Linked DNA regions of Homo sapiens: region 1 is linked to region 2. The links are chromatin contacts, found by Hi-C or POLR2A ChIA-PET in ENCODE. All regions are on one chromosome and are shown on one strand. The core of a region is the stretch at or near the end of the contact, and the rest is flanking DNA. Distances in the headings are between cores, read along the strand shown. Region 1 overlaps SCN5A (sodium voltage-gated channel alpha subunit 5). Region 2 has its middle 47 kb from the start of EXOG.

Region 1 (3,289 bases), core at 743-3,242, 73 kb before region 2:
TGCGGAATGTGGGTCAATCAAGGGAGGGCTTTTAAAGAAGGGGGGTGTCTTTGCAGGCTGGTGAAAATGATCCAGTAGAGAGAGAATGCTAGATGATGTAGATGAGCAAGGGGATTGCAGGAGCAAAGCCCGTGAGCTGGCCCAAGAGGGTGGGAATGCAGTGCCAAGGGGGAGCATCGACCTGAAGAGTGGGGAAGGCTGAATTTCAGGTGGAGATGGAGGTAGATTGATAAGAGTTGATAATGAAATGAAAGGAATTTCTCTTCTGATTGCTTCTATTTTCTCAGTGAAATAAGAAGCTTGATCATCAGCTGAGAACAGAGTGGGGAGGCACATCTGAGGTTTCAGAGAGAGGGAGAACTTTTCATGTCAGAGCCGAGGAGGTTGCACTGACTTGGGAATGGAGTAGGGTTGCCAGGCTGGGCCGTGGGGTGCCCTGTGGGTGGGAAGCAGTAATCCACAGCAGTGTCCTGAGGCTGGGTGTCACAGGAAGGAAGGTGGCTTCGGGCAGGAGAGGATACACCGTCTGCCTGAGCCTTTCCTAGCTCCCCAACCTGGAGCCTGGGCAAGACAGTATCACCACAGAGGCAGCCCCAGATCCCAGGAAAAGTCATTGCCCTGGGCCAAGCTTTGGCTCAGGCTGTGTCTCTGGGAGATGCTCTGAGCGACCTCAGACCCTTAACAAGTCCTCCTGCCCTGTCTCCTGGGAGAATCCTGGTTTCATTCCCAAACCGCTTCTTTCACTGGGAGTCACAAAGCAGGTGTGCCTTCCTCACCGAAACCTGCTTGCCTTTGCTGTGTGCCAGGGCCGAGGCTGACAAGGCAGAACTCGGCCTCAGAAGCTCAGACACTCTCCACGTTTCCAAGCATCTCACAGAAATGGCACATCCACTTCCCGTAGGGCTGTGTGACCCATTGGCACATCAGCTGTGGGCCCTTGGCTGGCCTGGCCTGGCAGCTTTGATTGACAGGGATTCTGGCTTTGAAATGCATTCTCTTAGAGATGCAATGGTTCAGTAACAAGGGACTCTAGGATGATCAAAGGAGATTTGAGTGAAGGGAAACATTCCATTCAGTGGAATCCTCCATCTGACCTCCATTACACAGATGGAGAAAGTGAGTCTCACAGAGAACCTAGCACTTGCCCAAAGTTATAGACTGAATCAGAAGCAATGCTGAGACTAAAACCAAGTCTCCCAACTCCTAACCATGGGATGGATGGGAGAGGCACCCCGAGTCTGATGTTTCTGCTGGGGTGATCCTCCACCCCACTGATTTAGAGGCTGTGGGAGGGTCTGGGGCAGGGTGCTGGGAAGCCTGCCAGGCTCAGCCAGAGCTCTTCCTGTGGCCCCACTCACAGAAGGGCATTACCTGCTAGTTAGCATAGCCTCCCACCTTCTGGGGTTGTTATGGAAACCAAACCTGGAGGGGAAGGGAGGAAGGGCAGAGAGGAGGGTGGCAATTCCTGCAGTCACTAACGGCGTGGGCTTCACCATCTCAAGATAAGGGAGGGGCAGGAAGAAGGCTTCCCTGCAGTGGGGCTGGTGATGGGATAGGATTCTCACCCACCACCCTTTGCTCTTTCTGCCCCTGTCTGCTGTCCAGCTGTCTGCCTCTGGCCAGCAGCTTAGCCATCACTGAAGGAGCAGACTGGCCTGGAGGAGGGTTTTGCCAGCCTGAGAGGGGCAAAGCTCTGACCCCTCACGTGACCCCACACTTGCCACCTCTGCAACTGGCCCTGTGTCATACCAAGCATTCCTCCAGCCCTGCCACACTCAGAGGACCCAAAAGAGGCCTCAGTGGGGATCTGGGTAGAATAAAAGAGGCAGTAGCACACCAAGTCACCAACATGGCCCCAGACATTCCACACCCTTACCCTGTAAGTCCTCTTTTAAGACTTCCTCTAACTCATGATTGCTCTCCCAGACAGACACACGGCCACCAGCTGCACTCCTATTTCCAGCCACTCAGCTGGCTTTGCAAGCCTGCCAGGAGCACAGATATGGTCCTCCCTTATTCTGTCACTAAGCTGTCCTTGTCACCTTGGGACACCAGCTGCCTAGAAGGCAGACAATGAATGGAGGCCAAGCACTGTCTGTGCTGGGGACACTGTGCTGGGGGCAGGTTCCACCCTGGGACAAGCAAAGACAGGCAGAATATAAGCTAGAGATAGGCAGAGTTTTCAATGGAGACACCAGGGGACAGACTGGGTCTGTAAGGGACAGGAGGGAAGCAAGGACTGTTGAAGCAAGGACGGTTGGTTCCCTCTCTAACCTGCACAGTATTCCACTCACTCCCTGTAACTAGAAGAGACAGCCGCGAAACCAGTATCCTAGGCAAGGGGAGCTGCTGTCCTTAGCCACACCCGGTAGAACAGCAGCCAGAAAAGGGGCCCAGAGCCTCCAGCAGGCCAAAGCCATGTTTCCATGGGATGGCAAGGTCAGCAATATCCCAGGCTCAGCCAGAAAGTCCTGTGGCAGCACCATGTCTGGAGAGAGACCGAGAGAAGAATGTTGGACAGAGCCCTGAGAGTCTGAGCCGTCGTGGAGAATGGAATAGCTCTCAGAAGTTGAGAGGGAACTTGGATCAAATTAACAGGTGTATATGAGCCAGAACAAGCACAGTGACCTCTGCTCCCCAGCAGATGATGGGACTGCATCTGACTGCCACGCTGGAGAAAGATGTACATGCTGAAGTGAATACAGGAGACGAAATGGAAGCCACACCACAGAAAGGGTCTGGTGTCATCAGAGGAAAGCAAGCTCTGGCAGTGTGTCTGCTGACGTCCCATCTGTGTAGGGCTTTGCGAGTAAGGAGAGATCAGCATGGTGCATAGGGCCATGTGAAGATGGAGGGGCTCCTCCAGTGGACATAGAGAAAGCTGGTGTCAGCCCAGTGTCAATTAGAGCCAGACCTGTGGACCCCAGGGCATTAAGCCCCTTGACTCAGCTGGCCAAGTTCTTTCCTGTAGATATTCAAAGCCTGAAGGGGAATTGGGAAGCTGGGAGCAGACTGGAAGGGCCTGGAGGTCCAGACCGCCCAGCAGAGTGAGTCTGGCAACAGTGCCAGCCCACCCTTGCACTCACCCAGAGCCACAGGGCTGACGTCCTCTGTCTGACATCACTCAGACACCTACGTCAGACCCACTTGGTTAAACATCAGACATCCCAAGTCCAATGTCCTTTGTTAAATACCAGACACCTTCGGTTAAATGTCACACACCCTGGATGCAAAGCCTTTGATTAAATGTCACAAGTCACTTGCCACTGTCCTGATGGCCTTGGTCACA
Region 2 (3,317 bases), core at 393-2,892:
CAGGCCAGGCAGATGGTTAGGGATGCTCTCACACAAGGCATTTTTGTGGGCTCTCTCTTCTGGGTACCCCCTTATGATGTCTTCCTTTGCCCATGGGAACCATGAGCCTAGCCCTTCCTGGCAAGACCCCTTGTCCCTCCAGGTGGCCCTGTCACAGTGGTGCACACTGGCTCTCTCTTCGCCTGCCCACCTCTGGCCCATAAGAAACAGTTGGAGCACTTGCCCCACCTACTCTGGGTGGGGTCATGCCCTGACAGCAGTGCCCTCTGCAGCCACCCCCAGTGCAGCTGGCCTGCAACCCTTCCTCTGGGTTCCCAGGGCGGGAGTCAGATCACACTCGCTCATCCACTTGAGCTTTCTTGGATCCTGGAGGCCCAGTTCTCTGTGTCTCCAACATCTTAAAGCTCTCTGAGAAGTTCTGGAAGCCCCCTTGGCCTGCCCAGAGTTAGAAGGTGGTATGTGCCTGCCACAAGCCTTGCCAGAACCTCCTGCAAGGGAAGGCTGGGGTCCTGGAAACAGCACAGCAGCAGCTCTCTCCGAAGAAACTGACTCCCAGGGTCCCGCAGCCCTCCACTCTCTCAGACCCCTTTTTATATCCTTGATGTGACTAGGGGCCCAAGTGGGTGGCGCCATTTATTTCCCTTGTAAACCAACTTCATAGGAGAGGCATGTGGTTCGGTGCCCTGAAACCTCTGATATTGGTTCCTTGGTCCACACCGGGGCAGGGATAGTCCATTCACCACTGGGCTAATCATCTTTCCCCAGCCACACGAGAGCTTTTCAAATGGCAGACTATGTCCAGTTTTTTTTTGTTTTTTTTTTTTTAAAAAGAATATCAGAATTTAAAATAGCAGTATATCCCATGTGGTAAGAGTGAGTGTTGTTTGGAGAAACTGTTGATTCAGCTCTATATAAAATGTGGGTGAGTGCCCATGTGTGTATCCTGGTGAGTGATAGAAAATAAACTTCTTACTAGGAACCTCAGTGAAAAAAACTTAAAAGCAGCACAAGAACAGAGTCTATGTCTGCTTTACTCAGTACTGCATCCCGGGACTAGCTCAGTGGCTGGCACATGGTGGTAACTCAATGACTATTATGTGTGAGGAAAGGAGGGAAGCTGGAGGCTGGGACCCCACTGTGAGGCTGTGAGGGGAGTCAGGTCTTTCTCACAAGCTCCAGGGATCCTAACTACCACCTTGGTCTGGGCCAGCGGGCAGCTTCCCGCATTGTTCTTGAAACCAAGGCTTGGAGCCCACGCTTCTCGGCCCCTTGGGTGGGGTCTTCCCTGGCTGCCTGAGGTGGGCCCTCACCTGGCCTGGGATGTGGGTGGGTTCACCTGGAAGGAGTGAGTGAGCCTGGGAAGTGGCTGAGGCAGGGAGAGGAGGCCTGTGCTTGCAGCAAGGCTGCAGCTGTCACTGGGTCACTCTGGGGTGAGGCTGGGGTCCAGGCAGCGGGTGGCCCTGTGAGTGACGGATGCTGGCTCCTGTGTCAGCGGGAAAGCATGCAGCCCAGAGATCTCAGCCCTTGGCAGGGAGAGAGATGCTCCTGGACAGACGTCAGCTCTCACCCTGGGGGCCACAGCAGTGTTGGCAGCTTCCCTACCCCCGTGCCAGGAGCTCCTCCGATATCAGCCCTGATGGCCACGAGACTCAAAGCCCAGGAGGTTGGGAGGGGCCAGGGAGACAGAAGCCCAGGCACTCCTACAGGCAGAGACAGCAACTGGGGACAGCAACTGAGAGTGAGGCAAGGGTGTGGTGGCAAAGATGCCAAAGGGCAGCCACTGATGGGCTCAGAGGAACAGCAGGAACTAGCGTCTCCTGCCCCTGGCTGCTTCTGAGAGTCTGTGTGTGCTGGCACGGTACCTTTGCACCCCACCATTGCTCTAAGCACACTTACTGTGCAGCCCACCTGTGAGTCTAAGGGCTGTGCAAGGCCAGGCCAGACCTGTTTGTTCATAACACAGTCTTCAGCCCCTGCCCCAGCACCTGGCACAGATAAGGAGCTGGGAATGTTTGCAGAAGAAACAAACTGATTGATCAGCCAATTCACTCTCTGCTGAGTTCCCCTGGACCTGCTCCTCCGTTTGAACCCTTCTTGTCCCCTCAAGTTTCCTGCCCCTTTTCTCACCAGCAGTCCCACCTTCCACTCTGTTTTTCTGGAAGGAGGTCAGACACAGGACCATTTGAAATTCTTGCCAGATAAACACGTGTGGATTCACCATGCACTTGTGCACATGCAAGGCACAGAGGCTGTAGTCAGTCTGTCAAGGATGAGGAGGGGCACAGGGAGATGCCTCAAATCCCGAGAATGAATGTCAGGCTTCCTGTCCCAAACCTCCTTGGGCCAGGGCCCTCAGGACTTTCCCAGGGACAGAGGTAGGCAGACAGGCCAGAGAAGAGTCAAGCAGAGAGGATGGGTGAGGAACTTAGTTCAGAAATGATACTTAAAGGCTGGCAGTTGCCAAGCTCCATCCGAGGGCATCCCAGAGGGACCCCAGGGTCCCTTCAGGAAGCGCCATCCTCATGTGGGTATCCCAAGCCAGCCTGAGTGGCAGGGGTCGGGGCCAGGCCAGCCTGAGCCCAGCACGTGTAATGACCATCCTGACAAGCACTTCCTCCCATGCCAGCTCACGGAGCTGGCATCCCCGGGCAGCTGCCAGGCACCTGCTGCCGGAGAGAAAAGCCCCATCATCCCAGCCTCTGTGGACAGACAGGCCGGCTCGGATTCCAGAAAGGCATGCAAGGTCAGAGTGGAGCCCCCTTCCCCGGATGTGGGCTGAGCAGCCAGCAGTATGTCCTGTCTTCCCGCCTGCCCCACTCTGTGCTGGCCTCTGTGTGAGGCAGAGCATCAGGGAGTGTGCACTGGGATCCTTGGTGCGACTGGCCAGGGGGCCGAACTTGCCTCCAGTATTTGTCCTGGGAGCCATCTCCCCTTGGGGCCCATGTCTGCCACTCATCCTCCCAGGCATCGCTCCCCCCCTGGCAGAACCAGGCCACTTCTGTAAGGAAGACTGTAGGACTTGTGGCAAAGAAGGCAGAGGGCAGGGACAGCTTGCCCGAGAGCCCTCCCTGTTTAAGAGAAGCCGGTTTAAGAGAGATAATTGGGGCTCCTGTATCCTGTATCAATCTATCACATTTATAGCTGTCACTCCAGACAGGAGACAAGGAAATGACAAAAGCCAATAAGGCCAATAAATAAAGGGTAATGGAATAATCAGTATGTGCAGCCTATTCCCTGAGCCACAGAGCCAGGGGTAGGGCTCAGCCCCTCCCTTCGGTCTCTGTCTCAGCTTCACCCACAGGCCCCAGGAGACAGTT

The links. A loop is a pair of places that touch in the nucleus more often than their neighbours do. ChIA-PET counts read pairs that join two places held with the same protein, here RNA polymerase II (POLR2A). Pooled maps may share reads with other maps.
Region 1: a loop to region 2 is called in a pooled map, with 3 times the contacts of the local background. The contact joins two enhancer-like sites. A Hi-C loop is called at or near these places in 1 of 168 maps with a recorded cell type or tissue (Right ventricle myocardium inferior), 1 of 37 single-sample maps with no recorded cell type and 5 of 50 pooled maps. POLR2A ChIA-PET finds 5 or more read pairs at or near these places in 4 of 52 experiments (HepG2, MCF 10A, OCI-LY7 and 1 more).

Annotation. Positions count from the first base shown.
Region 1 is chr3:38,615,019-38,618,307 of GRCh38, reverse strand. All of the region lies in intron 5 of SCN5A (sodium voltage-gated channel alpha subunit 5), which reads left to right. Among named protein-coding and RNA genes, the nearest start is that of SCN5A, 33 kb to the left of the region's middle. RefSeq lists an enhancer at 2,848-3,289. Within about 2 kb of position 1,992, at least 3 of the 41 ENCODE cell types and tissues checked have a DNase peak (open chromatin) inside an H3K27ac peak, as active enhancers do.
Region 2 is chr3:38,542,041-38,545,357 of GRCh38, reverse strand. No RefSeq gene overlaps it. Among named protein-coding and RNA genes, the nearest start is that of EXOG, 47 kb to the right of the region's middle. RefSeq lists enhancers at 1,465-1,966, 105-2,691, 2,708-3,244. Within about 2 kb of position 1,642, at least 4 of the 41 ENCODE cell types and tissues checked have a DNase peak (open chromatin) inside an H3K27ac peak, as active enhancers do.